Linked DNA regions of Mus musculus: regions 2, 3 and 4 are each linked to region 1. A link is a loop called in an ENCODE intact Hi-C map of the cell type or tissue named here. Cell type or tissue: gastrocnemius. All regions are shown on one strand. Region 1 holds the start of Prss56 (protease, serine 56). Region 2 holds the start of Alpi (alkaline phosphatase, intestinal). Region 3 has its middle 20 kb from the start of Nppc. Region 4 has its middle 8.6 kb from the start of Gm41908.

Evidence for each region. Hi-C counts contacts between places; a loop is a spot of excess contacts. Peaks named below come from ENCODE experiments on the same cell type or tissue, not always from the same donor. Only the 100,000 strongest peaks of a DNase experiment are listed, where the experiment ranks them.
Region 2: it touches region 1 in a loop (7-fold over the local background); 23 of 42 quality-filtered maps call a loop at or near these places.
Region 3: it touches region 1 in a loop (2.7-fold over the local background); 11 of 42 quality-filtered maps call a loop at or near these places.
Region 4: a loop joins it to region 1, with 4 times the contacts of the local background. A loop is called at or near these places in 19 of 42 quality-filtered maps.

What each region holds. Positions count from the first base shown.
Region 1 is chr1:87,182,981-87,190,980 of GRCm38, reverse strand. It overlaps Prss56 (protease, serine 56), which reads right to left and starts at 7,667. Exons shown (of 13, transcript NM_027084.2): 1 at 7,383-7,667; 2 at 6,719-6,826; 3 at 6,325-6,378; 4 at 6,039-6,228; 5 at 5,558-5,657; 6 at 5,312-5,471; 7 at 4,945-5,087; 8 at 4,548-4,710; 9 at 4,227-4,406; 10 at 3,933-4,097; 11 at 3,773-3,835; 12 at 3,379-3,485; 13 at 2,576-3,036. The coding sequence starts at 7,488. The coding sequence ends at 2,761. It overlaps Chrnd (cholinergic receptor, nicotinic, delta polypeptide), which reads right to left and starts at 384. Exons shown (of 12, transcript NM_021600.3): 1 at 239-384; 2 at 1-6. The coding sequence starts at 290. In gastrocnemius, CTCF peaks have their summits at 3,741 (motif pointing right), 5,733 and 5,937 (motif pointing right); DNase peaks (open chromatin) are centred at 3,780, 5,991, 6,394 and 7,870; H3K4me3 peaks cover 1,200 bases; H3K27ac peaks cover 222 bases.
Region 2 is chr1:87,095,766-87,103,765 of GRCm38, reverse strand. It overlaps Alpi (alkaline phosphatase, intestinal), which reads left to right and starts at 2,160. Exons shown (of 11, transcript NM_001081082.2): 1 at 2,160-2,300; 2 at 2,386-2,502; 3 at 2,620-2,735; 4 at 2,903-3,077; 5 at 3,145-3,317; 6 at 3,561-3,695; 7 at 3,789-3,861; 8 at 3,983-4,117; 9 at 4,205-4,396; 10 at 4,598-4,714; 11 at 4,802-5,764. The coding sequence starts at 2,231. The coding sequence ends at 5,163. Gm29371 (a long non-coding RNA gene) reads right to left here. Exons shown (of 4, transcript XR_003947910.1): 2 at 7,793-8,000; 3 at 6,508-6,641; 4 at 5,755-6,377. It also overlaps a transcript of Alppl2 not described here. In gastrocnemius, a CTCF peak has its summit at 4,989 (motif pointing left); a DNase peak (open chromatin) is centred at 4,998.
Region 3 is chr1:86,646,511-86,654,510 of GRCm38, reverse strand. No RefSeq gene overlaps it. Among named protein-coding and RNA genes, the nearest start is that of Nppc, 20 kb to the left of the region's middle. In gastrocnemius, CTCF peaks have their summits at 1,645 (motif pointing left) and 4,070 (motif pointing left); DNase peaks (open chromatin) are centred at 1,654 and 4,048.
Region 4 is chr1:86,614,448-86,622,447 of GRCm38, reverse strand. No RefSeq gene overlaps it. Among named protein-coding and RNA genes, the nearest start is that of Gm41908, 8.6 kb to the left of the region's middle. In gastrocnemius, a CTCF peak has its summit at 3,805 (motif pointing left); a DNase peak (open chromatin) is centred at 3,795.

The sequences.
Region 1 (8,000 bases):
GGAGGGCTGGGGAGAGGGGTAGGGTGCTGGTGTTTGGACCTAGGAAGGAGCCTTCCCTGTGCTCCTGCTGGGGCAGCCCTGGGCTGGGCAGAGCAGAGGAAAGCCAGCTGCTCCCTGAGGGTGGGATGCCTAGGGTTAGAAAGGGCAGAGTGGGAGTGGGAATTAGGTATAATGTTAGGGAGGCGGTGGCCCAGGTGGGCATAGAAGGCCCCCAGGAAGGGGGTTATGTCATCCTTACCACACACAACAAGGGCAGCCAGCAGCCCCAGTGTGAGCACAGGCCCTGCCATCCCCCACCTCTGACTGACTAGGGTTTGTCTTCCCTTCAGCCTGTTGGCTGTGGAATGAGGCAAGCAAGGGGACAGGTGCTGGTGGTTTAGGGGTTTGGAAAGAAGAGGCCGGAAACGCAATCTGATACTTGAAAGCTGGTGATGAGGGGGTGGGGTTTGCCAGTTAGGGCAGGAGCCAAGGGCAGAACGAAAAGATCCCAGGCAGGGATTGTCACAGATTGTTGGTAGGGTGGGGCCTGGTGGGGTAGGGTGGCAGAGGGTGGGGGGCGAATCCTCTGTGTGTGTGTGTGTGTGTGTGTGTGTGTGTGTGTGTGTACACCTGTCACAATTGCTTCTCTCTTTCTACAGAGGGTTCTGAGGTGAAACTTCTTGTACAGCAGGCAACTGTTACCTGTTGAGCCATCTTGCTAGTGCTCCACCTGTACTTGTGTATTTTTTCCCCCATCTTTAAAAATATTACCTCTAAGCTGGGTGTGGCAGTGTATGCTTTTAATCCCAGCACTTGGGAAGAGAGGAAGGATCTCTGAGTTCAAGGCCAGCCTGGTCTACAGAATGAGTTCCAGGACTGCCAGGTTGTTACACAGAGAAGCCATGTCTCCAAAAAACCCCAAAGATTTATAAATAAATAAATAAGTAAATAAATAAAATCCATCCATCCATCCATCCATCCACCCATCCACTCAGTGTGTTTCTGCGCAGTTTGTGGCATGTGTGGAAGTCAGAGGAAACTTGAAGGAGTTAAATTTTTTTTTCCTTTCACATGGCTCGGCAGCAGGTACCTTTATTTGCTAAGCCACCTTACTGGCCCATTTCTTTTCTTTCTTTAATTTGAACTGAAGTCTCCTCACCGTTCCTGCATCTATGAGTAGCCAAAACCAAAGGGAAAGAAAAGGGGATCCACTGGGGCAAGGAGGGTCGTTTCCACACAGAGTCAGGCCTGTCCGTTGTAATGACTGTGGCTAGAAGTCAGTGGTCGGGATAGATGGCACTAAGAGTATGCTTAAGAGAATACAACCCTCAAAGGTGCCTGGGCACCGTGATCTGCTTCTATCTAATAGGAATCAGAAAGCCAGAACCGTCAGGCATGGAGGGAGGAGGCCATCTAGATGTCGGGGAGACTAGCAATGGGGTGAAGGGATGCCCATAGGGTCTGACAAGAGAGGAGCCGACTGCAGCATGCACTGGCAAGTCTGAGCCTATTCTTTGTTCTAAGCAGAAGTTTGGAGGTGGCCTCATAAAGGCTTGCTTGCTTCCAGGGAGAGGACAATACTGTCACCATTGTCTGCCAAGGTGCAGTGGTGGCTGAGCTCTTTGTACTTCATGCTGGACCTTGTCAGCTTCCTGATGGTGTCTTTGGAGCAGACATTGATCATTTTGCTCATATGTGAGGGTGCAGGGGCTCTCTTAGAGACCCAAGAGATGAACCTCAGGGCATCCTTCTTGCTGTCATTGGTCTCATAGGTTGCATCATTGAGGGCAGAGTGGCAGCCTGGTCTGGCAGGGTCTTGTCATAGGTTTGGGCCATGTCGCCTGCTGAATCTTTCTGCTCTGCTCCAGGATGGTGTCCGGGTCCTCACTCAGGCAGAGAAGCACAGCTTCTCTCTTTGCTCCCCTTGGCGCGGTTGACTTGCGTACTAAATCACTTGCACGTCACCGATCACCTTGAGGTAGCCATACCAGAAGCTACGGTTTTGAAAGGGAGAGGGGGACACGGAAAGCCACAGAAGGACTGAGGCTCTGGAGCTGCTGCTGCTGCTGAAATCCAGCTGATCTCCTCCACCTTATTTTTCAAGACAGGGCCTCTTCGCTGAACCTGGACCTCGCCTGGAGCAGCTAGAGTGGCCAGTGAACGCCCGAGGTCTGTCTGCTCCTCACTGCCATGCTCCTTAGCTAGGGCTGTGGTTTACAGGTGTACTCTGCCCCTGTGGCTTTTACCTGGGTTCTGAGGTCTTGAACTCAGATCCATATGCATCAAGAACTTTACCCACTGAGCTATCTCTTCCAGGCCCTGGTTTCGTATCTTTGTGTGTGTGTGTGTGTGGGGGGTAAGGGGTGCTCTTATTTTGTAGCTCAGGCTAGCCTAGAGCTTACTATGTAGCTCACATTCAAACTCAGTGCAATCCTGCTTCAGTCTCCAGAATGCTAGCACGGCGAGCACAAGCCACCACTTCTGGCTCCTTCCAGCTCCTTTGTGGTCTCTGTTAACTGCTCTTCGAGGTTGGCCCCTGCCCTACTCCCATCTAATGCCAGCCCCTTCCCATCCCAAGAAAGCTCCAGATTTTATGTAGAGTATAAATAACATTTATTAAAGCAGCCATGCGTGTCTGGTGACACATTGAAGAAGATGAGTGAGATCCAGGATCCCCACTCTATCCACACATCCAAGATCAACTGGAATAGAGAGACTTTGTATGTCTCACACAACCGCTTTAGCCCCCAGGACAGTGTGACCATCACAGGGTTGCCTGGTTCAGGGAACAGGAGGCTGGAGTTGGCCCTGGCGCTCCTTTCCCAGCCTCTGTCCTTGATCAGCACCTATCCAGGGTGCCTGGGGCTCTCCTTCTGTCAGGGAAGCTGAGCGGAAGGCCTTCAGGGCCTGCACTAGTAGCCGGGGGAGACTATGAGCCAGTGTGGAAGGTTCCAAGCCCACTAGGCCACTGAAGACCACACGCTGGTCCCCCAAACCGGCCCTCACCCAAGCTCTGAAGAGTCCTGTCAGTGTCTTGGAGCCCAGATCTGCCAGCACCTGCAGAGGGAGGAGGTTAGGACCCAAAAAACCACTCCTGAGGGTTTCTGACCTGAGGGTTGCTCTTGCCTCCTGGAGCTTTGGAAGCTACTTAGAGCCTTGCCCTGCCCCTTCATCTCCCAGAAATCCATCTAATTTCCAGATCAGGCGAATGCTCTAATGAGCCCTTCCACTCTTACCTCTCTACCTCCCATCTTCATAGCCACCTGTTATTCCAGCTCACCCTCACCCCCACTCCGCCCCGGAAAGGCTGGATCCCCCTGTCTCTTCCTTCTACTGAGCTCCAGTCAGGTCAGCTTTCACAGGCCACTGTGAAGGAGCCTGGGCAGCCTGGGGACCTACCTCATGAAAGTTCATGGCCAAGTGCTCAGCTGGGATCTGTAGGATCCAAGCATGCGCTCGCTGAATAGCCGCTAACTTCTGTTGCAGAGGCTCCAGCCCAGGGCAGCCTGCAAGAAGGGGAGATCCCCAGACTATGAGAGAACTGTGTGCTCTAGATGGGGAAACTGAGGCTGGCAGAGGTTTCGTGATCATGCAAGGCTGTGTGCCTCTGACACCATCAAGGACTTAGTGCCACATGTCTCCCTAAAAAGGAATCTGTTTTCCTGGAAGAGAGGGAGTGAGCGCCGGTTTTCTCTGTTGTCATTTGGAATTTTCTAGCAGACAATCCCAGCTTCTCTCTAGAAACAGCCTCTTGGCCGCTCCTCTCCAGCAGGCCGGTAGGGGGCGACATTACCCTTTGTTTCCGGGCGCCGCTCCGGCTTTGGTTTCTGGAGCCAGGTTCCCGCAATTCGCGATCCTGGAGGAGACCACAGGAAGTTAGTGGGCACGCCTCGGAGAGGTTACATGATTCCGAGACTCTGGGGCCTAGGCCTGGCTGGGGGCACTCAGGATACCTGAGTATAACCGCTGTTCTCGGGGATTGTGACCGGGAAGCTCCTGGAGCGACGGCGCGGAGCGAGCGGGCGCGGAGACTCCACGCCGCAATCCTGGCCGGGGGCCGAGCAGCTCCTGGGCGCCCCGCAGCAGACCAAGCAGGGTGTGCGCCAGTGACCGTAGCTCTGCGAGCGGTTTAGAGGTGTAAGGGGCCCACCGAATGGTGGGGCTCGCACCCCATCTCCCACCCCCACCCTCCAACCTCCCACCCCTACTCCTCCTCCCCCACCCTGGCAGGGGTAAACAGGACTGACCGCACCGTCGCCTGCGCTGCAGACACTGTTGGAGCGCTAGGCGCGCACAGGAGCTCTCGGACCCTAGGCACTGGCGCGCATAGAAGGCACAGAGGCCCGGGGCGTCCGTGAACGGCTCCTCTTCCCGAGCGTTCCAATTTAGAAGTTCTCTGCAGCTAGGCTCGCGAGTGGAGGGGCCCGCTGCAAGCAGATGCCAGATCACCCCTTGTATGTGGATCTACAAGTCACTCATCCGCAGCTCCTCCACAGAGACCCGAGTAGCGGGATGGAAACCGGCTTGCCCAGACCTATCCGAGGTACCATTAGCTAGGGGATGCTCACCGCTCATCTGCTCCTGCAGCCAGTCTTTGAACACGGTCACACGGGTGTAGACCCCAGGCTTCCCTGGTTCCCCACAGCCATCTCCCCAAGAAGTGACTCCAAAGAGGACCTCTCTGGGGCGCGGGCCGGGCTCGGAACAGGTTAAAGGGCCCCCGGAGTCACCCTAAGGGACCAGAGCCAACAGAGAGCAATGCATTCACAATCGATCGAATTATATCTGCCTAGTACCTGGTAGGGAAGGATTGGCTCTGGCTGCGTCTGTGATTACTACTTGTTTCCATTTTATTTAGGAAGATTTAGCGGTAGGTAGGAGCTTTCAGCTAGACCCAGAGAGAACAGGGTTATCTTGCCAAGGGGAGAGACGCACCCAGGGCCCCCTGTCAGTTTTAGCTCATACCTGGCATGAGTCGATGCCCCCTGCCAGGTAACCAGCGCAGAGCATGGTGCTGGGCCGCAGCCCAGGCCCCAGGACCTTTTGACAGGTGTCTGCACTGAGCAGCGGAACGCGGGCCTCCCTCACTGCCTCAGACTCAGGCCCGTCTACAGGAAAGAATGTAAGGGGTCTGGGTTTGGAAGGCAGAGGCTGCGCCTCGAGATCCCCTCTCACTTGCCCTCTTTAATTCCTCGTGGTTTATGCGATGGAGCATCATTCTAGTCTCTCCAAACCCCACCTCTTCAGCTTACTTCCACCACCCCTAGCCCCGCCCCCATTGGTTCTTCACTACCCCTTGCAGCTAGCTTATCCAGGCCCTAACTGGCAATACCTTCGAAGAGAGCCCCCCAGCCTGCAATGGCGCAGGGGGTGCCGGCAGGAGGCTCCCGAGAACCCTGGGGAAGGCAAATGGGGCGCGCAGGCCCCTCTGGGCTCACAGGCGTCCACAACTGTACCAAGGCCAGGTCATTGTGAAAAGTCTGCGGGTCAAACTAGAGAGCAGGTGGCGGTTCAAGGTCAAGGAAGAGGGTTTGGGATGCTATTCCCAGCTCTGAGGACTCAGGGCGTGTCTTCTCACCTTAGGGTGGGGCAAGATGCGGTTCACCTGCACTTCTTCCGCTTGCTCCCCCTGAGGCCCCTCGGCGAGCATCACAGTCCACAGAAGCTCATTCGAGGCACTGCAGCGCAAGTAGTGGGTGACACCAATCAGGGACAGAGGGTGGCGTGAGGCCCCCTCAGAGGCCCAGACCCTCATGCACCCACACCATCCAGTGAGCCTGTAAGTGTGGCTGTTGTGACCCAAGGGAAAGAGAGGGAGACCGGGAAGGTGCAGATTCCCTGCAGTGGGAAAATTCAGTGTGATGTTCTCCTACCCTGGGATCCCTCACCCCCACCCCCACCCCCACCCGCAACCGGCATTTTAAGGCCCGAGGTTGGGAGCTAGCTTCCGCTAGGGGGCAGCAGAGACCTGCTCTGCTCTGCTTTGGCCCATGGGTGCTTAGACTCCCATCGGATTGGGTGGCCCTGCTGAGCAGGTGCCTGGAATCTCGACGACGTACCCGGCGAAGCAATGTGCAGCCGTGAGCACCCAGGATGCTGCTACCAGGACACCCCCGCACAGAGGCAACCCTCCAAGTTGCAGCCTCACTAGCCAAGGCCAGGCCCCCGAGGGAGCCGTGCTGCCACCGACTATGCGGCCGTGAGCCCGGGTCGTGTTGGCAACGCCTTGATGTCTTTCTCCACATTGTACTAGAATGGCAGAAACGGCGTCATGAAGCAAAAGTTTTAGTTATCTTCACGTTGAGGCCCACCTCGCTTTCAGCCCTTGGAGTCTTTTAGTTTCACCTGGCTCCGGTGGGTCCTGGAGGAGGGGGGCTTGAGGTCTAGGGCGTCCAGGTCCTACTGAGAAACAATCCTTTGAGCCTCGCTGCGCCCTCTTGCGGATCTTTCGCTTTATTGGGGGGGGGGGCTGGGCCTCATCTTTCAACCACTCTCCACTTGGCCCGCCTTCTAGCACATGGAACTATTTGAGCAGCCATGAACTGTGACCACCTGAGCCCACACTCTCCCCTCCTCCCTGCTGTGTCTCAAGTTTGGCATACCCCTTCCACTTGGACCTTCAAAAAGAATCTGACCCCAAGGACGATGGAACCTAAAAATAAGGGCTGGACATGGACAAAAGGAGGAGTCCCCTGTACCAATGTGAGTCTGCTGGGTGGGGTAGCACTTCTGGTACAACCTTGGCATTCATGTAGTCTGTGCTGGATCTCCATCAACACGCGCTTTATGGCCCACTGGGCACTCCTCTGGGCAGCCTGCAATGCCTGAGTCCCCTGGGCAGATAAAACTGGGAGGGGGAGGGACATGGGACACAAAGTCACATTCCCTTGGCAGAGAGCCCCACTCAGTCTAAGTCTTCCTGAACCTTGTCTGGGGAGTCCCAGAGAAGCGTGGTGAACTCTTAGACTACCAGGGATGTAGAGATGGGGAGAGAGGTCAGGCCCCAAGGGCCAGCCCTCAGGGCAGATGGTGCTACAATTGGGAAGGAATCTCTGAAAAGCTCCTTTCTTAAAGATTTCAGAGGAAAACCACTGCCCACCGACATCCAGGTAATATGGTTAAGGTATCCATCTTTGGGCCCAAGGCATGCTGCCCCGGGTCTTCTAACACCGTTATCTCTGGAACCCCTTGGCAGTGTTGCTGTCTCTGCTTCCTGGGTGAGGCTGTCTACCCTCCCTTCCTATATCCCAGTTCCAGGCTCCTCCTTCCAGCAGAAGGTGGGCAGAAGGACCACAGGCCCTCCTAAGTGTGAGAGATAAGCTCATTTCCCTTGTCCTCCCTTGACCTCACTTTCCCTATGCCCCTCCCACCTCCCGTGGTTCCCTCGGACCAGCCCGGCTCACCTTGCAGGGCGCCGGGGGACAGGCGCGTGTACAGTGGATGCCCATGGGCAGTTTGGGAGTCTGGGGACAGTAGCAGCAGCAGCAGCAACAACATAGCCAGCGGCATGGTGACCTGGGGCCAAGGCGGGAGACCCTGTCCTCTTTATTCCTGGACTCTACCCTCTCCTGTGATTCTTCCTGCCCACAGACTTTGTGTCCCTCAAACCATCTGATCCCGTTGTCTTACACTAAACTACTCACTTCTAATGGTCCGCACCTCACCTGGCCCTCACCTCCTGGGAGCCCTCAGGGAAACGATGCCCTGGAGCTATATAGAGGACAGAGGGGTGTGTGTGCGTGGGAGGGCAGCCAGGACTGGGGGAGGGAATGAGGTAGTGGGCTGGACCCTCACCTTTGAAGTCTCATCGTCCCACTCTGCGTCTCCCCACTTCTGTGAAAGCGGCCCTTGTTCCTGCGGTTGCTTCAAAGGGGCTGAGATGGGGCTGGAGAACTGACCGTTGGGCTGGGGGCCAGGCAGAGGGAGACTGGTGGGCAGGGGCTGGGAGGGGGGATCCCCATCTGTTTCTGCCACCCTGGGGAGTCCACTGCTCTGCTGGGACAGGCACTTTTGGAGGGAGG
Region 2 (8,000 bases), 87 kb after region 1:
GTTCAACGATGGGAGTATGCACAGCCTGACACAGGTGGGGCTTTCAAGGGGGTTCTGAGGTTGCTAGGTGCATTATTCTAAGGGGGGCGGTGCATAACCCACAACCCACCTGACTTCTGCCTTACTCTCATGAGCACTGGATCATAGCTGTGCACAATGCACCTTTCTCTCTTTCTGGTGCTGTTTCTGTTTGTTTTTGTTGACATGTTAATTATGCATTACAATGGGCTCCATTATGACATTTTCATACATGTATATAATGTATTCGGATAGGTTTCCTTCCTTTTAAGGAAGATGAGACCTACTGTGTATATGGAGCATGCTTGGCTTGGCTATTCAGCCATCAAAAATGCTCAGTAAAACATGAGTCTTCCATCGACTTAAGATAATAGCTGCAAGTGGTAACAAGAAGGGAGCTACTTAGCTCAAGTATTCGGAAGATCAAGAGCTGGCACTGGCCCCGTGGATAATCCACTCACCCTTCGGCCCCATCTCTCTGCCTGAGGGAACAGGGGTCGGGCTTACCTACATAAGCCTGAGGGTCACTCTGAAAAATCCAGCCAATGCCATATCTGGCCCAAGAGAGCTGTCCCAGCCCAGCCTGCTGCCCCAGCTCTGCTGTGCTGTGCTAAGACGCCCTTAGTGATGGGAGGGAGCATTGGTCTTATTCTTTCATTACAACTCACAATAGTAGCATCCTTCTGGGTCCCAGGAGAACTTCGGTCATCTCTCTAGAGAGCAGCAGCTGAGAGTAACGAGCCACCATTCACGATCTTCACCTGTTAAAAACTCCTCCTCCTCCCAGCTCAGCCACATCTGGGCCTTCGTGGGACACATATCAACTAGATCCAAACCGTAGCCCTTTGCTCCCCTTTCCTGGCTACTGAGAGTGCTGCAGCTGTTAGTCTTATGCCAGCTGTCTATCTGTCTGAGACCCTGCTTTTTATTTATTTTTATTATTATTTTTAATTAGTATTTTATTTTATTTTTAATTACGTGAATATCTCTGTTTCTGTATGTGGTATGTGCAAATGAATTCAGGTGCCTATGGAGACCAGAGACATTAGGTCCCCTTGGGGCTGGTGACACAGGAAGTTGTGAGTCACCTGGCATGGGCTCTCTGTAAGAACAGTCAACACTCATGACCTCTGAGCTGTCTCCCCAGTCCCCACGGACCCTGCTCTTAAATTTTCATTCATTTACAAAGAGGTTTTCAAACAACGTTCATTTTTATTGTTTCTCTCGTCCCTTCTTCCACATCCCCTCCCCCTCCCCTGCCCAACACTGGGATTATGGGCACATGCTACGGCATGGTGCCCCTGCTTCAGTTCTGCTGGCTATCACTCAGACATGGGATTGCTAAATTGTAGAAATACACTTGAACCTGCTTTCTTATCAGAGCTGCTTGGGTGTGCCCAGTGACCGTGGATAATACACTCACCCTTGGGCCCCATTGACCTGAGTGAACAGGGGTTAATCTTACCAACATAAGCTCTGAAAAGTCCAGCCAGTGCCACATCTGGCCCAAGACAGCTGTCCCACCCCAGCCTGCTGCCCCAGTCACAGGCTGAAAAACACATAGCCTGAGATCTACAGGGTAGGCCCAGTATACCACCGATAACTGAAGACCCATGTCTTCTAGGTCCCCCTCTTGGTAGTTCCAGAAATATTATTTGTCCCTATAGCAGTCACTTTGGGGCCACATCCTGAGTGTGCCATGGCTTTGGGCAAGGCTAGTGAGCAGACAGTTGTAGGGTAGTGTACTCAGGCCACTCTCTGTGCTTCCATCTTAACAGTGAGTATCTGGACCTATGAGACCAAAGCCTGGCTTAGACTGGGTACTTGGAATCTCACTTTCTCTGAAGCACCCTGAGTAGAGCCTGCCTCCAGCTGGCTCTCAGGAAGTGTGAGAAATCCCTGACAAGACAGTAGTGAATGGGGGGGGGATTCCAGCAGCATACAGCACAAGTTTCTCTTTCAGGATCCATTACCCCCAGCCTCCCACCCAACCTGCAGGAGACATAGGACCCCTGGCCCAGCCACACCTTGAGAGCCAGAGCCAGACTTCAGTTCACAGGGCAAGGGTGGGGCCAGGGTGACTATATCTAGAGGAGGGACAAGGACCCTTTATAGCCAGGGACAAAGTCCATCTCTGATTTGAGCCCAGGCAGACTAAGCAGGAGCTGGTGCCTTGGTTCCCTAGCCGGGCAGCCCATCAGTAACCCCAACCATGCAGGGAGACTGGGTGCTGCTGTTGTTTTTGGGTCTCAGGATCCATCTGTCCTTTGGTATCATCCCAGGTAAGAAGGTTCCTTTCTGACTCCCACAGAAGGACTAACCTACCACCCCACCTGGACTAACCTGGTTATGCTTCCTCTTGTCCAGCTGAAGAGGAGAACCCGGCCTTCTGGAACAAGAAGGCAGCTGAAGCCCTGGATGCTGCCAAGAAGCTGCAGCCCATTCAGACATCAGCTAAGAACCTCATCATCTTCCTGGGAGACGGTGAGTGTGTGAGCAAGGCCTGGCCACCCTGCAGCCCTTGTACTCCAAGTACCCAGGGCCACTGGTGGGTATTAACAGGCCTCAGAGTTCAGTCCTGACAAGGTTCTGCTCCTTCAGGGATGGGGGTACCCACAGTGACAGCCACCAGGATCCTAAAGGGGCAGTTGGAAGGCCATCTAGGACCGGAGACACCCCTAGCCATGGACCTCTTCCCATACATGGCTCTGTCCAAGGTGAGCACTGGAACACACTAGGACGGGAAAGGGGCTGGAGAGGACAAGAGATGGAAGAACCCAGAAGAACTGGAGCCCAAGTTTGCAACCAGGACAGTGTAGACATGTCTCAGGAAGCAGGGACTAATGTCTACCAGTACCAGAGCTGAGAGTGTCTCTGTCCCCAGACATACAACGTGGACAGACAGGTCCCAGACAGCGCAGGCACAGCAACCGCCTATCTCTGTGGGGTCAAGGCCAACTACAAGACCATCGGCCTGAGTGCAGCTGCTCGATTAGACCAGTGCAACACCACATTTGGCAATGAGGTCTTCTCAGTGATGTACCGTGCCAAGAAAGCAGGTAGGTTGGTGCTGGTCTGGGTGCTATGGCAGGGCAGGGTCACTGGATGATCTTCTATCATCTGCAGGGAAGTCTGTGGGAGTGGTGACCACGACCAGGGTGCAGCATGCCTCTCCAGCCGGCACCTACGCACACACGGTGAACCGTAATTGGTACTCAGATGCAGAGATGCCTGCCTCTGCACTGCAGGACGGCTGCAAGGACATCGCCACTCAACTCATCTCCAACATGGACATTGATGTGAGCTCCAAGAACCAGCTGGAGGGTTGGACAAAGGGTGAACCTTGGACTGGCCATAGTTCCAGGCATAAACAGCCTGAACTCCAAGTCCCCTGCAGTTTACATATGTAAGGGGTGGGTGTGGAACATCCAGGAGATGCATAACCCACAGACATGGTGGGGACATAGATAGGGGCTGTCTTTCAGGAAGGGTAGGGAACTCATAAAGCCCTAAGTCTACCTGTGTTGATCCTCTGACCAAAGGTGATCCTCGGTGGAGGCCGAAAGTTCATGTTTCCCAAGGGGACTCCAGACCCTGAGTACCCAAGTGACAGTAACCAGTCTGGAACCAGGCTGGATGATCAGAACCTGGTGCAAACGTGGCTGTCAAAGCATCAGGTGATGTGGGTTCCAGCGAAGGGACCAAGGCAGGGCCTAGGGTGGCACCGTGCCTCTCAGGGCTATGTGCTAAGACTGACTGTGTCCCTGCAGGGAGCCCGGTATGTTTGGAACCGATCAGAGCTCATTCAGGCATCCCAGGACCCAGCAGTAACTCACCTCATGGGTAATACCTTAGTTTTGCCCTCAAATCTCTCAGAGGGCCTCCACGGGAGCCTGTATGTGCGCCATCAGCACTCCCCCTGCCTCCGAACTTGGTTGTCATCATGAATTCCTGTGCCCCTTAGGCCTCTTTGAGCCAACAGAAATGAAATATGATGCCAACCGAAACCCCTCAGTAGACCCTTCCCTGGCGGAGATGACAGAGGTGGCTGTGCGCATGCTCAGCAGGAATCCACAAGGCTTCTACCTCTTTGTAGAAGGTGAGTGGTGGTGCCTGGCAGAAAAGAGAAGGGGGGCAGGGGTCCCGTGCAAACTCAAGCATCGCCCTCATCACTGGCTTCCTGCAGGGGGTCGTATTGACCAAGGCCACCATGCGGGCACAGCTTACCTGGCACTGACTGAGGCTGTCATGTTCGACTCTGCCATCGAAAAGGCCAGCCAGCTTACCAATGAGAAGGACACGCTAATACTCATCACTGCTGACCACTCCCATGTCTTCGCATTTGGTGGCTACACACTTAGGGGGACCTCCATCTTTGGTAATCCAAGGGGGCAGTGTCAGGTGATGTTGCTTCAGATCTATGGGGACAGATATTGCTAGGCCTCTGTTTACTCATCTGTCAAAAGGGCACAACATGGCCTTGTAGAGAGTATAACCGTTGAGCAAGCAAAACGAACTCACCTGCACTCCAAAAGCTGTAGTCAGTATCAGGAAAAGATGTCTGCCTTCTTCCATACAGGTCTGGCCCCACTCAAAGCCCTAGATGACAAATCCTACACCTCCATTCTCTATGGCAATGGTCCAGGTTATGAGCTGAAATCAGGCAACCGGCCCAATGTCACCGAAGCTCAGAGTGGTAAGTACCACATCATTGCCTAGCTTGAGGTGCTGACAGAGACCAGGGCAGATGGACGCTGCTCTCCTAAACACCCTGTCTCCCTAGTTGATCCCAACTACAAGCAGCAGGCGGCTGTACCCCTGTCGTCAGAGACCCACGGCGGGGAGGACGTGGCCATATTTGCGCGCGGCCCTCAGGCACACCTGGTGCACGGAGTTCAGGAGCAGAACTACATCGCGCACGTCATGGCATTCGCAGGCTGCTTAGAGCCCTACACCGACTGCGGCCTGGCGCCCCCTGCCGGCCAGAGCCCCGTCATCACCCCGGGCCAGGCCACCACCACAAACAACGCGGCCGGCCAGGCCACCACCACAAACAACGCCGCCGGCCAGGCCACTGTCCTGCTGTCCTTGCAACTGCTGGTCAGCATGCTGCTGCTAGTAGGGACAGCCATGGTGGTGTCCTGATGGTCAGGTCCTCCGCTGGGCCCCCCGCTAGGCTCCTCCCCAGGGTCCCACCGCTGGTTACTTTCACACCCCTCTTGCCATAGATTTCCTGAGCCCAATCAGTTCCGGGTTCACCGTTTTCTACACAAGGGTCTCAATGCTAGTTTTTGCACCCCAACTTGGTAGTTTTCTTATCCAGATGTTGAGACATCATCTCAGCCCACAGCTCTAAGGGCCACCTCTGAGAAAACACTCTGGGATTTATAATTTGCTTTATAACTCTAGGCTTCTGCTTTTCAACTGACTTCCTCTGGAGTGGGGAGGTACCAACTGATTTCCAGAAGGCTAAAGCACGGCGCTGCCCCAGACTCCCCTTCAAACCACCACCCTTCACAGGGACCCAAGTAACTCATATTTTCAGGTCTTGGCTTTTTCCCATGCAAAAGAAATCTCAAAAGTCCGGGAGGCTGTGGGGTCTCAAGCAAGCAGCCCAGAGCAGCCTTTGGCCCCCACCCCTGGTCCATCTCAGGCTGCATATAGAAACTGAACAAAGAATATTATTAGGTTCTTGTCCCCAGTCCTAGAAGAGACATAACAATAATAAAATTAACTGTTTATATAAGGTAATGCCTCCAGTACTTTTTAGTAAGAAAAACCCTGGACATCTGGGGTACAGAGGACAGGTGGAGAGGTGGGTAGTGGAGATTAGGAGGTCAGAGGGAAGCCATCTGAGGAGTGGACAGTTGAGTGGAAATAGACAAAGCAGAGTGAGTCACAATCTCCAGGTACTGCCATCTGATCAAAAGCTGCAGGTCTCCAGAGGTATACACACACACACACACACACACACACACAGCCCTGCCTAAGGCCCTACCACTTAGCTGACTGGAGAGGCAGAGCCAAGGTGGGTGCAGCAAAGAGGCCGGGAGACAGCAGTCAGAGGCTGCAGTGAAGATAAAGACCCAAGCTGGACTTGGAAGTTGCAGAGAACCAAATGCAGAGAGTTACCTTGGTGGAGGCCAGGAGAGGGCCGCAAGTCTAGTTCAGCATCTGTCCTACACCTAGAGAAGCTGATCTGTGAGAGTGGCAGCTGGCCTGGCTCAGGCAGACGTGATGCCAGTCCCTAGGATTCATCATTGTCCTCTATGTTGCAAGCCACATCCTTCTCAAGACAGGCAGAGACCACTCAGCTCTCCCCAAGGTGGTCAGGGCAGAGAGCTGTGGTCACACCGGCCCTGGAAAACATCAGGGCCTCCCCTGGAGGCAAGGGCAGCTAAGGAGGACCCCAGCCTTCCCAGGCTCCCATAAGACAGCAGTGAGCATGTGACCAGGGGAGATCTGGTTTCCCAACTCCAGTGCTCTCACCTGCCTCCTGAGGCATGGCTGTAGCAGAGATGGGAAACTCACAGGTCACCATGTAGACAGCTCTAGGATGATGGTGGAGGGGCCCCCCAAGGCTAGGAGCTGGGAGTGCAGGTATCGGAGATCCGCAACCTCACCTGTGGGATATGGAGAATAAGCGGGGACACCTGCTGCCAATACTTCATAGCTAGCAACACCTCCTCGTCCTCAGAGAAATGCTCTCGGAAGATCTGGCCCTGCAGCCACTTCCACTGAGGCTGTGGGGCCAAGGGCAGGAAAGGAAGGACAGAGAGAGGACATGGGTATCCAGAGAACCTTGAATATACCTGAGAAAGGTGACCCAGAGTTCCGGGACCTTCCTCACATTGCCTGTCCATCACAAATGGGCACCCCTCATATGAGAGCTGACCTGCAGCTGCCTCAAGGTCTCTGTGTGGTACGTGGAGATGATGCCTTGCTGAGGGATGGGTAGACTTTGACACAAAGATCTGGGGTGGAGAGCAGGTTGACCCAATCTATATGTCCTGTCCCTGTCCCTGTCCCAGACCTGGCAGCCCCCAGATGCTGCTGCTCACATCGGTTAGCCAAGGCTCTAGCTGTAGAATCCCTGGGACATCTGTTTCACAACATCTGCCCCCAGTAGGCTCAGCAGATGCTCCCAAGAGGGTCTGCACCTGGACAGAGGCTCTTCCATGAGAGTGGGGGAGATTTCTCTGGGACCCTGACCTTTGGTTTAAGGGCCCATGGAATCCCTGAGTAACGCCATCTCCATAGAGGCCGTGGCCTCTCCCCCTGGCTGTGGCCTCTCCCCCCTGGCCGCTTTGTTTATGTGGTAGATAGTATGGCTTCCAGGGAAACTCTTTATCTCTCCTCCAGTGCTCTGCCTGAGCCCAGCTCCTCCTAGTTCCCCTCCCAGTACCAGCCAGCTTTTAGATTCCCCACAGCTAGAGAGTTCTCACAGACAACAGTCACACTAGCGTACAATGGCAAGTGTTTGTGGGGTCCAGCCAGTGAAAAAGAATATGGCCACGAAGTTCAAGTTCTGAGTCTTATTTGGCAGCTGGCTGAGGGTCACAACCTCAACAGCCAGTGCCATTGTTCCGTGTTCAGAGCCCACAGTAGTAATTAAGGTATCAACGCTCTGGGCGCTCCTTCATCTTTTATGGACGTCACTCTTGCTATGACACAAAGATCTTCATATAACCCCTAAATGAGCTTGTGATCAGGTCCCGACTTTCTCTGTGGTGAGCACTCCTTTTGGTCCACCCACGGGCAGAACATATTGTACCTATCTGCTCAATGGAGCGGCACTAGTCACATGTGACGGACTTCCTTGGTGGCCCTTCAGTCCGGAAGGTAGGATGGCGATGGGAATGGCTGAGCCTTTTCCCCTGGCTCCTTAAATGCATACACAGACATGGCCTGAGAGGAGAGATGCCGTGCCACAGGTGACAAGAGGGTCACTAGCTGGGTGGGGGCAGAGATGACTTATAGAC
Region 3 (8,000 bases), 540 kb after region 1:
GTCAGAGTCCTGGAGTGACTACAGCAGAGGCTGACAGAAGGGACAAAAAGCCACATTCTCTTACCAGCAACTGAATCCAAAGTGACTAGGTCCCTAGAGATGGCCTCAGCAACAAGAACTGTCAGGGTATCAGGTGAGGAGGTTTATGTATAAAGAAAGAGGCTGCAGCTGGGTAGAGCGGTGCATAGTTGTAATTTCAGCACTGGTGAAGCTAAGGCAGGAGGATTTCTGTGAGTTTGAGGCCAGCCTGAGCTACATAGTAAGTCTTTTTTTTTTTTTTTTCAGGAAAAAGAAAAGGAGAGGCAAGAGCTGGGAACGAAGGGCCGCTCTGGCTTCCTCTGTGTGTGCTCCTTCCTGTGCAGAAACAACAGAAGTGCCCCCTCACCCCCTGCCATTGTCTGTACCAAGGTTTTAAGGCTCCTCTATGTCCCCTGGGCTGACCGCCCTGCTGTGTGGCATTCTCTGCCTCCCAGCCATGCTGCTGCTCTGTCCCTTTCCTGTGATGAGACTGTCTCTGACCTTTTGCTCTCAAGACCAACACTTGGGGACTGCACAGTGGAGCATATACCCCACATGTGAGCTGCAGCTTCTTATCCATCGTGGGACAGGATGGCCCGTCGGTCAGAGGGCTGCAGGGGGAGCAGCCACCCTAACGGGTCTTCTCAGTTGGCACAGTCAGTAAGCAAAGTGTGCTGAGGTCAGGAGTATGAAGCTCTGCTCTCTCACAGATTACAAGCCCTGGGTGTCCTGCATCTGAGTCTACAGAAGAAAACCTGAAGCCATCTCCTCTACTCGCTCCCTCCGTCTAATGCGAACCGTCAGTGCTGTCCACCCTGCCTCCCAAGGCATGCCAGGCCTGAGCAGAGCTTGGCCTTCCTCTGCTCGGGCCTAGTCCATCTGTTTCCCAGCAACAGCAACCTGGTGCTTCTCCTTTCTTCCAGTGTTGCTCCCCATAGGTGTGACCCCTCTGACCTACCGTGACCCCTCTCACCTAGGGCCTTTGCATTTGTCTGTGGATTCCCTGCCTGGGCAGCTGTTTCCTCGGAGACAGTCACTTACTGCTATCTTGGAGATGATTCAAGAGTATCCCCAAGGGCAAATATCCTGGGAGGGTCCCCTGTGTGACAGAGTAGGAGGTGGTGGAACCTGCGTATGGTACAGGAAGGTGACTGGGTCTTAGAGGCTATTGCTCTCAGAGGGGTTCGTGTTTCTCTCTCATTCTGAAGGCAGCAAGCTGTCAGAAGGTGAGGCAACCCCAGGCGTGCACTTGGCCCTTCCACGTGCAGTCTCCCCTTCTCCACCACTGCTCCGCAATGTCACAGCCACAGAGTTCCCCACAAGAGGCTGAACAGTGGAGGCCCGCTGATCCTGGGTGGTCGGTCCCTGAAACTGTGAGTTAAATAAATCGTTTTCAATCGGTGTGGTGGGTAAGCCTGAAATCCTAGCTCTTGGGAGGCAAGGCCAAAAGGATCAAGAGTTCAAGGTCATCTGTGGGTCTGTGAGAGTCTGTGGATAGATAGATAGACCTCATTTTTTCCTTAAAGTGCCCTCTCGAGTGTCTGGCCATAGACTAATCTACCAACATGTTCCATTGACATCTTAGTCAAATGCCCATCTCTCAGACCTGAGCCACGCCATCTAGAGGCTGTCACTGTCTGTGGCCCTGGTTTCCCGTTGCTCTCTCTGTCTTACTGTGCTCTGTGCCAGTTTGTGGAAGTGCCAGAAGGCAAGATTTTGACTTGTTCACAATGAATGTCTAGCATCTAGGCCCCAGGACATTTTAAATACTCAATAAATGCTTGTTGAGTAAATAAAGCACTGTGGTTACAGCCAGCGCTTCAATAACAGTGCATTAACCTAAACAAACATAGAATTTAATGGATGTGATTTTTAGTCAGTTCTAAAAACTTAATCTGACCTTTCATAATACTCCTAAAAAAATCCCCCCACAAAATCCTGTGGGTAGAAAGAATGACCTGTGCAATCATGGAGGTCCCTGGCAGGGTTCTGCAAATGCCTTCTTGGGTCTGAGTGTCTCAGACAAGAGAACTCAGGTACAGGAAAGAGAGGGGGATACCTCTCCCCCTCTCCTTCCCCCTCCCCCTCTCCCCTCTCCCCTCTCCCCCCTCTCCTCCCCTCTCCTCCCTCTCCACTCTCCCCTCTCCCTCTCTCCCCCTCCCCTCCCTCTCTCCCTCTCCCTGTCCTTGTCCTTCTCCTTCCCCTCTCTCCTTCCCCTCTCTCCTCCCCTTCCCTCTCCCTCTTCCTCTCTCCCCTCCCTCTTCCCCTCCCCCTCCCCCTCTCTCTCTTCTCCCCCTCTCCCTCTCCCTCTATCCCTCTCCATCCATCTCCCCCTCCCCTCCCTCTCTCCCTCTCCCTGTCCTTGTCCTTCTCCTTCCCCTCTCTCCTTCCCCTCTCTCCTCCCCTTCCCTCTCCCTCTTCCTCTCTCCCCTCCCTCTTCCCCTCCCCCTCCCTCTCTCTCTCTTCTCCCCCTCTCCCTCCCCCTCTATCCCTCTCCATCCATCTCCCCCTCCCTTCTCCTTCTCCCCCCTCCCTCTTCCCACTCTGACTCTTTCCTCAGTTTAGCCAGACTGACTGACCAGCAAGCCCCACAAATCCCCCTGTCTCCACCTCTCCAGCCCTGAGATTACAGGGACCCTCATGCTTGAGAGACAAGCAATTTACCAATTGAGCTGTCCTGCCTAGAATGCACATCTGGAGACACACTCCAGTCTTTGTGTACTAAAACAATAACCCAATGCAGTATTCAAGCAGGAAGGAAGAAATCTATAATTCCGACCTGCTTCCCAAACCTGCTTCCTCATACCTGCCAGCCATGCCTGTAGACATCCTTGTCCTCCTAGCTGTAAACACTTGCAACCTGGCCATTGCTGGGGCTAGAACTGTGCATAGCACCACACTGCCTGGCTGACCCCAATATACCCAACATACCACAGCCTGCAGTAGTCAGCCATAAGAACTGCAAAATTCAGCGACACCAAGAATTCTGTGACTAGCACTGAGCATGTATTTTAAATTTTTATTAGGTCAAAGTACTTGTCATTAAGCACCCAGTGCAAAGCTAACTGCGGCAGGCGTTGCTGCTGGGAGCTGATACACTGATTGCAGGTAGAGTCTGACCAATATTTCTTTGCATAATATTGGAAAATATTTTGTCTTCACTATTATGTGAGATATTTACAATGTCTCCTGCTGTTATAACGATGGCTTATTTACCTGAATAATCTTGCCTATCACACGAGACAAAGATTATAAATTCAGTATAATAAAAGCCATACTGATTTTTAAAGTAAGTCAATGGGGTGGTGTCCACGTTTGTCTCGTGGGTACACTTATTGGATGTTAATTATACCTTATTTGAATTTTTTTTAAATCATTTTATTTTATTTTTTTAGATTTATTTATTATTTATTATATGTAAGTACACTGTAGCTGTCCTCAGACACTCCAGAAGAGGGAGTCAGATCTCATTACGGATGGTTGTGAGCCACCATGTGGTTGCTGGGATTTGAACTCCTGACCTTCGGAAGAGCAGTTGGGTGCTCTTACCCACTGAGCCATCTCACCAGCCCCCTTATTTGAATTTTAAAGAGGAAGTGTTTGGAAGGAGGAAAGGGGCAGAGGAAGGGAAGAGTCTCTAAGGGCAGCCAGGCTCTCAGAGCAGGGGACCCTGCCCACAGTGGAGGGAAGCAGGGGCTGTCGGAAAACAAAGGACACAGGGAAACCACCCCACCTTTCACAGAACCCTGACTTCAAGTAGGACACCATGTCTATTTCTTATCCCAGTGGGTTTTGTAATTTTGTTTTCCCTTTTTTTTTTTCCCTATTCCAAACAAAACCAAGAGCTGCCAAGTAGGTTCTACCACCAAAGAAACACATCGGTTCTACGGTTGAGCAAGAACTAGACCAGCGGTATGGCACAGTCATTTGCCAGCTTGTCATCCCTCAGACATTAGCAGTCCTGATACCTGTGGCAGGCAGGACAGCCTTGAAGGAACCTGAGAGCAGGCAATGACAGGTGAACCATAGCCTGATGGCGCCCTCTGGTGGTGAGGTGGCAGGACTGCGTGTAATTTCAAAGATTCCAATCTGGTTCTCTAGCTAGCACACATATAACATTCAGATTTGCTTTTAAACCAATTTGTTGGGTCCCGCCCCCAGTTTCTAATCTGGGCAGTCTGAGGTAGGCCTGAGAGAATTTCTAAAATAAATTCCTAGGAACAAAAAGAAAAAAGTTCCTAGGAGACTCTGTTGCTGCCATTACTAAAATGACTCTTGGAATCAGTCATCAAATTCAGTGATGTAGACAGGCACTGATGTCTATCCTGGCACCAAACTGCATGTTGGAAAAATCAATGAGCAATCACTTGCTTCACCTCAACAGCGACTTGGAGGCTTCTGGCCTGCTGTGTCTGAGTGTGTCACCCAAACTTTATGTTTTAGGAAGTGGGACCTTTGGTAGCATTCAGGCTATGAGAACTCTACTCGCATGAATAGAATGATACCGTTCTAAAGGGGCTTCCACAGAAAGTTTGGGCTTCCTTTGAGGATACAGATTTCTTCTCTTCTAAAGGATATGATGATCAAAGCACCACCTCAGAGATGGTCTCTGTCGTGGTGATAAACAGAGACAGGACTTCGTCATTATAATAAACCTACCATAGTCGACCGGAGACTTCTGACTTTCAAAATTGTGTAAATTTTGTTCTTCATGAATTATATGGACTCGGGTGTTTTGTTATAGCAAAGGCACAGTCTGCTCCCTGACAGGAAGTTGGGCTTTGGACATCTTTGTCAAGCTGTCCTATCCATGGGACCTAGCTCTTCACTCAGGGCAAGTTCCGCTCATGCATGTGAGCTTCGTCTACAGACACCTCACCATAACCCAGGGGCTCATAACCCTCACAGAACCCTGGGAAACGTGTCAACAGACAGATGCTGACACTGGGTAGCCTGGAAACCCACAGCCTCTCCTTCAAGCAAGGTCCCACAGCTATGGGGCCTCCTGAGACACTATGGAGCCTAGAAACATTTTTTAAATTTATTTGTTTATTTTATGTATATGAGCACACTGTAGCTGTACAGATGGTTGTGAGCCTTCATGTGGTTGTTGGGAATTGAATTTAGGATCTCTGCTAGCTCTGGTCAACCCTGCTCGCTCCGGCCCAAAGATTTATTTATTATTATAAATAAGTACACTGTAGCTATCTTAAGACGCAACAGAAGAGGGTGTCAGATCTCATTACGGGTGGTTGTGAGCCACCATATGGTTGCTGGTATTTGAACTCAGGACCTTCGGAAGAGCAGTCAGTGCTCTTACTCGCTGAGCCATCTCGCCAGCCTACTAGAAACTTTGTGTGTGTGTGTGTGTGTGTGTGTGTGTGTGTGTGTGTGTGTGTGTGTGTGTATTGCACTAGAAACTTTTAACATCTAGATTCTAGTAACATTCATAACTGGGACAATTGATCACAGGTCCCCTGCAAGATCTGAGTCTACAATGCCGTTGACTAGCGTGGTTATGAACAGCCTTGCACTCCCCAGCAATGTACCAGAGTCACCCAGCACCCATGACTTGGAGGCAGATTAGCTCCCAGAAGTCTGTGTCCTGATTCTAGAATCTATGAATATACCCCTTTCCATACAAATCACTCCCTGAGATTTCTGCAGTGTCTAATGTGGTTTGCTCTTCTGCCTCTACTGGGTGTGGACCCTGTTTTACCATTGAGGATCAGGGTGTGAGCCTTTTGACCTCTGACATCACCAGCAAACCTCCAACTACATCCCTAGGGACATGTGGGAAATGTCTTTGAATATTATCAGTGCCAGTTAAATAAACAACTAGAAAAAACTAACTTGACCCTGTGTAGTCAGACTTTTTCAAAAATTTGATGCTGATGAAAGGGAAGGGAGGTTGGTGTTACTGCCTCAGCAGGAGGTAAGGACTCTCTCGGAAGGGTGGCTGTCTTTGTGGAGAAAATCACTTGGAAAATGTGAGATTTGAGAACATAGGTGGCATGTGAATGAGAAATAAGGACATGACTGCTCAGAGATGTGGCTGAAGGGAGATTTATCGTAGATGTGAGGGACTGCACAGCTAGACATCTGGAATGTTCCAGACAGAACAGGGCCAGCACACTGAACCGGGCTATGAGGCAGGTTGGGGGAAGCAAGAGAGAAAGAGAACAGAAAGGGAGCAAAGAGAGACAGGGAAACCAAGAGAACCAAGAGGATGTACAGCCAAGATGGCTGGGTTCTGTCAGAATCAGAGAGCCTGGGGGAAGGGAGGGGAGGGGAGGGGAGGGCAGGGGAGGGGAGGGGAGGGGATATGCCAGCCATGATGATTCTAACAGGTTCTTGTGCTGCCGAGAGCCTGGTGGGCAGTGTCCACGTTGATATGTTTATAGTCACCTCAGTTAGTCATTTGTCCTGGGTTTTTTTGATACCTAAAAGCAGATACCAATGGGTTGTCATGGAAGGGGGCAGTCATCCAACAAAGCTGCCTAAGCTTTCACCTTACTCCAAAGAGATTGGGGTTGAGGACAGGGGAAATTGGGGAGCCAGGGAGGGAAAGACAAGATGTCCAAGGCCAAGAGTCACCCAAGGCAGCCAAGGAAGAAGTGTGAGGTTAATATAGGACACATCTGGCAGTCAACCTGGAGAGCTGAGTTTGCTGGGATGTAAATACCATCACCTGCCTGGGTGGATAAAGGGCAGGCCTGAGTCTCACTCCCTGACCTTGATTAAAGAGTGGTCCACACCCAGAAGCTATGTGAAGGGCAAACCCTGTCAGACGTCAGTAATGATGGGCAGGACTTGGAACCCCTCTGGGCTGGAATGGGAAACCAGGCGGAGTTCATTAAGTCCAAGGGTAGAGACCCACCCAAACCAACACCCACCCACTGAGCTCCTGTTTGCTTGTATTCAAATAGGGAAAGGTCTAATTACTTGAGCCAGTAATTAGTACCTACATCTAAAAGTGACTATTTTATCAGATTCTTTTTGTCTTTTTGAGACAGGGTCTTGTTTAGCCTAAGGTATCAGTTACTTTTCTCGTGGTTGTGACTAAATCCCTTACCACAAGCAGCTTAAAGGAGGAGGGTCTCATTTGACCCACAGTTTGAAGGGGATCAGGGGAGGCATAGCAGCTGGAACAGATATCTGGTCATATTGCAGCCACAATAAGGAAGTGGAGATGGGTGAACATTGGTGCTCAGCTCAAAGTCTCCCCAGGTCTAGAACCCCAGGTCACCCACATTAGCACAGTCTAGATGATCCCTCAAAGAAATGCTAGGTGATTCTAGATCTGGTCAAATTAACAACATTTAACTATCACTGACCAGTTTCAAAAATGGAGACCATGACATCTGATTCTCCTGCCTCTACCTCCTGAGCGCTGACTACAGACATATGCTGCCACACTCAGCTCAATATATGTGTGTGTGTGTGTGTGTGTGTGTGTGTGTGTGTTTTGCATGTGTATACATGTACATATACAGCACCAGTGAGATGGCTAGGACATAAACCAAACCACACTACAGTTCAATTGCCCAGACTAACATGGTGAAGTGGGAAAACCAAGTCCTGTGTGTTGTCCTCTGACCACCACCCCCATCCATTTTCTCTCGCTCTTACACACACATTAATTAGCTAATTAAAATTAATTAATTTTAATTAAAATTTAAATGTATGCAAACAATTATTAGCCAGCCTTCTATTCACCTGACCCCTACACTGTGGACGCATGTTGAAGTCCTCACCCTTTACTCTTAAACATTTCCCTCTGTGGGACCCTTGACTCTCAAATGCCAGAGTCAGCCATCACTGATCTGGGAGCCAGAAGTGACATGTCCTGCATCACTAGCCAGGGTGACAGGCACAGAAAGTAGGAATGGCACGGGAAGCCACTGTGAAGCTACACGCTCTGTTGGCCCCTCCACTAGCGTTGAGCCTGCCATGTCCACCTGGGCTGCCATCTTCCTAAC
Region 4 (8,000 bases), 570 kb after region 1:
GGAGGGCCTCTGTAGTCCTCGACCCTTGGAGAAAGCTGGCCCAGTATGTGAATCTGTGCTGACTCATGTCATTAGCTGAACATTCATCAGAGGTCCTTGCCCCATTCCAGTCTCCTCCGACAACCTGTTTATGGACTGTTTTACCAAATTCTGGTCAGTCGCAGAAAAAGCAATTCACAGTCTATGAGGCCAGGGCTTCCCCAGTTCCTCTGGCAGCAGCGTTGATGTGCTGATCTCAGGTCCATGTAATACTGGTCTTACAGTGAAAAAGCATGGGGTCAAGGGGGGTTCCAGGTGAGTTTTTCAAAAAATCTGGGAGACCCCATAACACTAGGTTGAAGTCCTTGCAAAATCTCCTGAGGAGGCTATGAATGAAGCTCTGAGGTAATGTCAAAGATGAAATGGAGTCTGCAGCATGTTTGAAGATGCCAGGAATATGCAATTGAGTCACAAAGTGGCCCAAGAGAGAGCCATGTCGGTTATAAATGGCTGCCTATACTACCTGTTGGAGCTGGCCATGACATGTGAACCTAGACATGGAGGAAAAGAAGTCAGTACTGGCTCTCTGGGTCTCAACCACACTCTGGGAGATTTCCATGCTTACCACCCTGTGCTGCTGTAGCTTGGGAATACATGCTTTTTATTTTACAGGGGTTTACAGTGAAGAGTCTGCCTTTACCCTCAGAAGAAACTTAGGATTTGGACAAGGTTAAGACTGGGCAAGGTTGGGACCCATTAAGGTTGGGCCTCTTGAAATATACCAAATGTGTTTGCAGTATGGGATGTTCATGAGTTTGTGGGGGAAGGCAAAGTAGAAAGTTACGGCTTGAATAGATAATGTCCCCATAGGCTTGTGTCTTGAATGCTTGGTCCCCAGATGGTAGAGCCATTGGAGAGGTTCTGAAAATTTTAGAAAGTGCACATAATCGGAAGCAGCGCCAGTAGGACATCTTTGACGGTGATGAACTGAACAAGCTCCAGTCCCTTTGCTCTGCTTGTCTGCCACGAGCAAACAGACTCTTCTTCCACACGATGATCTGCCTCACCACAGGCTCAGAATCAAATGAGCTGAGGAGGAGCTGCAAGCCCTGAAACTAAACAAAACTGATCCCCTCAGTTGTTCTCTCTGGTTATTCTTGTCACCACTGTGAGGAACACAGTGATGACATCACCTTACACCACTATCACACTGAGTGTCTTAGAACCCAGAAGCAGAAGTCTTCCATATGTCTTCTTATTCCCAAGATTGTTTTAGCTGTATTAGGCTCTTTGGTTTTCCAAATGATCTTCATGGTCAGCCTGTCAATGTCTGCATAGAAGACGATCAGAATTCTGGCAGGATTTGTACTGAATCAATAGTTTAGGAATTACCATTATTTTAATAACATTAAACTGTCCCATCAGTGATCAATAGACACCTTTCTACTCATTCAAATCTTTAAAATTTGGCAATATTCTATATATATATATATATATATTATGATTTATAATTCTGTCCCATTTCTTTTTCAAATATTTTTCTTCTTATTTATATTTTAGGTATATGGGTATCTTGCCAGCATATGTTCATGTATCTTACGCATGCAGTATCCATGGAAGCCAAAAGAGGGCATCAGATTCCCCCTGGGACTGGAGTTAGAGGTTATTGTGAGCCACCATTTAGGTGCTGGGAATGAAACTTGGGTCTTCTGGAAAAACAGCCAATGCTTTTCATTGCTGAGCCAACTCTCCAGCCCTTCAGTTTTATTTCTAAGCAATGTGATATTTTATTTTTGAGATGGGGGTCTCATTATGTAGACTAGGCTGAAACTCAAGAATTTTGCTGGTCTCTGCTTCCCAAATGCTGGGATAAAAGACATGTACCACCATACCTAACTCTAAGGACTATAATTTTGTTGTTATATTTCTTAATTTAAGTTTAAATTAAATTAAATTTTAAATTTAAATTCATTTAAATATGTGTAAAATGCAAGTGTATTGAATGTGATCTTATGACAGTTTGAATTTTTTGTTAATACTATAGTATGTCACGGTAGAGTGTTTTGTTTTGTTTTGTTTGACACTACATGGAAACAGGAGAAGGATTATAAAGTTAGAAAAGTGTCCCCAACCATCTACTTCTAAAATTGAACAAAACTGATTTTATATTTTTAAAAATGAGGAATATAAATTCATATCTCATTCTAAATGTCTATAAGATAAAGATCACGGTATCATTTTTTTTTTCAAATCAAGAACAAGAAGGCTGGGGTGTGGCTCAGTGGCGAGCACCTATCTAGCAGGTGCCAGGCTATAGGCTCCATGCCAGTACTACCAAAAATCAGGCTGGGGATATTGCTCAGTGATAGGCCAGTTGCCTAGCATGCATGAGACCTGAGATTCATATTCTAACACTGTAAAAACAAACCATTACCTGACAGACATATAGTTCTAGGCCTTGGGAAGTAGAGAGGCAGGAGGATCAGGAGTCGAAGGTTATCTTTAACTTCATAATAAGTTTGAGACCGACCAGCCTGAGCTAATATGAGAACTTATGTCAAAAAAGGGGGTGTGTGGCTGAGGGCTGAGGGCATATATAGTTCCCTTTAGCCTGTAATCACAGGGCTGAGGGGCACAGGGAAGAGGATCCAAGAGGCTTGTTAGACGCCCAACCTAGCCAACCAGTGAGCTCCAGGTTCAGTGAGAGATCATGTCCCCAAGAAATAAGCTATGGGACGATTGAGGAGGCTCAGTAGGTAAGAGCTCTTACAGCCAAGCCCAACAGCCTGAGTTTGAGACCTGGAATCTACACGATGGCGGGAGAGAATGGATTTCTGCAGGTCATCCTCTGATCTCCACAAGTGCCCCATGGCATGCACACACACACACACACACACACACACACACACACAAATTTCAATAATAATAAATATGTTGTAGAAGCAAATGATAAAGACACCTGAGATCAACCTCTGGCCTCCACACACACACATATGTACATGCACCCACACACATGAGCACAAACACACAAATGTAGGTATGGAGTGTATGCTTGTAATCCCAAGGCAGCTGAGGATAGGTTTCCTGAGGAACACTAGAGGTTGTCGTCTGGTCTCCATATGCACCTCCACACACATGCAGACACAGACACATGGGGAGACTATTACACATTTCTCAGGATCCATTCAGGAGAGAGAAATCACAAAGCAACATGAAAGGGGAAACTTATTGCAATGAATTGCTCACCCTAACGGACTGAAGTGATAGGGAATGGCTAGAAAGAGAAGACCTCTGAAAATTACAGGAAGAGCAGCAGGTAAATGGAGACACCTCTGCATCTGTGGCTGAGACCGAGCCTAAGAAACAGTCTCCGTGCTCCAGGATTAAGACCGACACCTTGAAGCAGACTCAGACCACCACTCATTAGATGGTGAAGTTGGCTGGAGGTTTGCTAAAAGCAGCTCTTCACGTGACATGAGAGGCTAGCTGGCTACCAGGCACAGCCAAAGGGGCATACTGCAGGAACTCTACTTCTATAGCCGCAACTCTCAACCTGAGTGTCGCAACCCATTTGAAGGTTGAACAACCTTTTCACAGGGGTCACCTAAGACCATCAGAAAACACATTTTAAATCGATATTTACATTACGATTCATAACCAAAGCAAAAATACAGTTATGAAATAGCAGTGAAAATAATTTTATGGTTGGGAGTCACCACAACATGAAGAATCGTATTAAAGGGTTGAGGCATTAGGAAGGTTGAAAACCACTGTTATAGAGCAAATCTGTCCATTTCCATGTTCCTACAGCGCCCTCTACTGACACCTGAATATCAGGCCTGCAGGCAAATGACTAGGTCTTGACTGAACAACATACTTGGAGCTATACTGAATATAGTAATGCCTGAGAAAATGACCCAAAATGAGAACATCAAGATATGTTTTAAGAAATTTACTGTGTAGCACTGGGTGAAAATTCTTGAGGAATCAAGAGGAGAAATAGCAAGTATCTTCAAAGTGGATGAGCTCTGGTCTTGAGCAGCGTTGCTTTGCAGCATTAGAAATCAGTGAAGCATGCCTAGGGAGTGTAGTCACTGCTCTGTGTTTTAGATAAACAACGTGACCAAAAGCAAGCTGGGAGAGAAAGGATTTAGGTGGCTTACACTTCAGGTAAGGGAAGTCAGCACAGGAACTCAGAGGAACCGAGGCATGATCCACGGTGTAACATGGCGTACAGGCTTGCTCTCTGGATCACGCTCTTACAGAGCCCAGGACCACCTGCCCAGGGATGGCACTGGCCACAGCAGGCTGGGCCCTCCCACAGATATCACTAGTTCTCCACCGACATGGCCAAGGGACAGTCTGATCTGTGCAGGCATGGTGCCACATGCCTTTAACCCCAGCACTCAGGAGGCAAAGGCAGGTAGACTACACAATCTAGTCTACACAGTGAGTTCCAGGTTGTTCAAAATGACACAATTAAACTGTTTCAAACAATAAATTAATTAATTAAACTAAGACTAATCAATATGGGGAGTTAAATATAAATCAAATAATTGATACCTAGGAAAATGAACTTTCATACAAAGTGCTAACTGTGTCTCAGGACTCAGAATACTGTTTCTGTGAACTCTTCCTGAAGAATGTGTTACAGACAAGCCTCAGCCTCAGCCAAAACCATAGTGACATTAAGTGTTAGAGAACAGTAAACACGCAGGGACCTGCCAAAGAGCGAGGCTTCAAAGGTAAGAACGGGCCAGGAGGGCTGCAACAGGGAACTGCTCTGATGGAGCAGCAGTAGGACTGGTACTCTGTCACCTGAATGTAAATGCACTGTCATTACTACCCTGTGTCTTCAAGAGCAGGATTCTTGACAGAAGAAAAGAAATAGAGATGTAATGTTTAAAGGATTAAAGTAAATGATAGTGTTATTCAGATACGGTGATGCATGCCTCTAATCCCAGCATACAGGAAGCTAAGAAAGATCACCAACCACAGTGTGAGGCTAGCCTAGGCTACAGAGTAAGACTGTCTCAAAAAAAATCCATAATACTAAAATTTGAACTGAAAAATTACAGTGTGAACTCATGAGATGTCTATTACTGTATGTCTGCTTTTTCTTTATTTTAAAATCTTATGTGTATGATGTGTATGCTTATGGAAACGTAGACGTGCATGTAGCATGATACATGTGTGTGCAGAAGTAAGAGACAACCTAGAGTGTGGGCCTCTCATACCCTAGGCTAACTAGTGAGCTTCCTGGGATTCTCCAGTCTCTGCATCCATCTCACCATAGGGGCACTGGGGTGGCAGACATGGCTCTACCTGGGTCCCTGAAATCCAAATTCAGTTCATCATGCTTGCATGCCAGACACATCCACTGGGCCGTATCCCAAGCCTGCAAGTCTGAACAAACAATTCTAAAGGAGCCTAGGATATCTGGGCCTGTATGGCAGGACAGAGCCATCATACCCAACTGGGTCCATGTCCAAATAACTCAGGAGAGAACCCAAAAAACTCCCAGTGGCCCAGCTAGGACAATTTAAGCTTTAACCATAGTAACAATTATAATACATATAAATCCACTAAATAATTTAAATGTATTATACAATTAATTATAACTGTTATTCTAATACAGAAAATGTATGTAGTGAACCAGTTTGCTGTTTTTAAATTGTCCATGGCAAGATGGTTCAGTGGATAAGAGCACTGACTGCTCTTCTGAGGGATCCTAAGTTCAAATCCTAGCAACCACGTGGTGGCTCACAACCACCCGTAATGAGATCTGATGTCCTCTTCTGGTGTGTCTAAAAGACAGCTACAGTGTACTTACATATAATAATAAATAAATCTTTGGGCCTGAGCGAGCGGGGCTGACCGGAATAAGTGGGTTTGACCGGAGCAAGCAGAGGTCCTAGAATTCAATTCCCAACAACCACATGAAGGCTCACAACCATCTGCACAGCTACAGTGTCCTCACAGGACGTGGTTACCCTGCTCCTGCAACACTGCACAAACTCACAGCAGAAGGAAAGGAATATCTACAGATACGGAATTCCAGCAAACTAATGAAAAAGAAACGACAAGACTCAGATGTCATCACTGGCAGTGGCAGCTGAGGTTCCTTCCATTATTTGTAGAAGATCCATGCGGCCTTACTAATGCAACCTAATGCGACGACCATCTGGTCAACACTCTTGGTCTGTTTTCCTGAGGCCCACTGACTCAATGACAAAATCAAGGTGCAATCGAATCTGCAGCATGGAACAATGGAAACCTACTGAGCACCACGTTGCTGCTCTCAACGCTGTGGTGGGCACCAAGGACACCACGAGCACAAGGATAGGCAGCTGGACATCGTGGGTCCCCATGAAGGAAGACACCATCTCCTATAGTCTAATAGAGCTTCTCCATCCGCTGACACTGCGTAGCAAATGCAGACTATAGAGGAGCGGCAGACAACTCAAGAGGGGCAGCCAGCAAATTCCAGTGCAGATAAGTTCTGCAATAGACACGGAAAAAGAAGAACCTGGGCTTTAAAGATGAGGGCTGGAGAGATGGCTAAGAGGTTGAGAACACTAACTGCTCTTCCAAAGGTCCTGAGTTCAATTCCCAGCAATCACATGGTGGCTCACAATCTTCTGTAATGAGATCTGGTGCCCTCTTCTGGTATGCAGGCATATACACAGGTAGAACACTGTGCACATAATAAATAAATAAATAAATAAATAAATAAATAAATAAGGCAGAACATGGCTACCATGGCTAGGAGGTATATTTGGGTGACAAAGCTATGAAGTAGGTATGCTGGCTGGTCTTACATCAACTTGACTCATAAACAAGAGTCCTCTGGCTCTTACTCTCTTGCCTCTTTCCTCTCTGCTGCTTCTTTCCCCCTTGCTCCCCCTCTCTCCACGTGGCCATGGCCGACCTCTACTCCTCTACTCTCTTCTCCTCTCTGCCTTTCTCTGCCTCTACTACTCTCTTAACTCCCCTCCCCATGCCCTAAATAAACTCAATTCTATACCGAAAAAAAAAAAAGAGAAAGTCCTCTGAAGGAGCAAACAACTGAGAAGATGGTTCCAGAAGCTGTAGGACATGCTATTAATTGATGGAGGAGGTCACTGCCCATTGTGGGTGGTCCCATCCCTGGCTGAAGATCCTGGATTCTGTAAGAAAGCAGGCTGAGCAAGGCAGAGGAAGCTAGCCAATAAGCAGGAGGATCTTTGCATCATCTCCTGTCTCCACGTTCCTGCCTTGTTTGAGTTCCTGTCCTAGTTTCCTGCAGCAATGAACAGTGCTACGGAAGTGTAAGCTGAAGAAAAACTCTTTCTTCCCCAAGTTTCTTTGGTTGTGAAGTCTTATCACCGACTAAGACAGCAAGAAGTCACTTAGTACTTAGAAGTACTTGGTATCACCACAGCCCAGCAGGTCATCAGGCCTGTCATGGTACACTAAGTAGTACCAGCAAGTCCCTTGCCAGGAGCTCTGGCCAGGCTGGTAGAGAGCAGATGGGTAAATGGACGTGTGTGAGGAGTCACTCACATCTAGATGAGATAAAAACACAGTCACACACAATGCTCTGCCATCAGTCTGGGGCCATGAGAAGTGATTTCCAGCAAAGGGATCTTGGATACCTCTGTGGATTCATTTCTCTCTCCAGCATGTAGTCTTGGCCTTTCCTTTTTTTTACTCTGTGCGGTCGGGGGGGGGGGAACGACACACATGCACCACTGTGTGCATATGGAGATCAGAGGACACTGTGAGAATTGGTTCTCTCCTTCTATCCTGTGGGTCTCAGGATAGAATTTAGGCTGTCTGAATTGGTAGCAAGTGTTTTGACCTGCTGAGCCACCTCACTGGTCTGTTGACCTTTCAGAGTCATCTCTGTGGGCCTAGCCACATCACAGACTCCTATTTAGAGACATTCTGGATTTCTAAACCCAGGCTCAAGATTTGCCCAGAATACACTGTTAAGCATCCAATTCTAGCCCATGGCATTATGGTATACTTCTGACCTC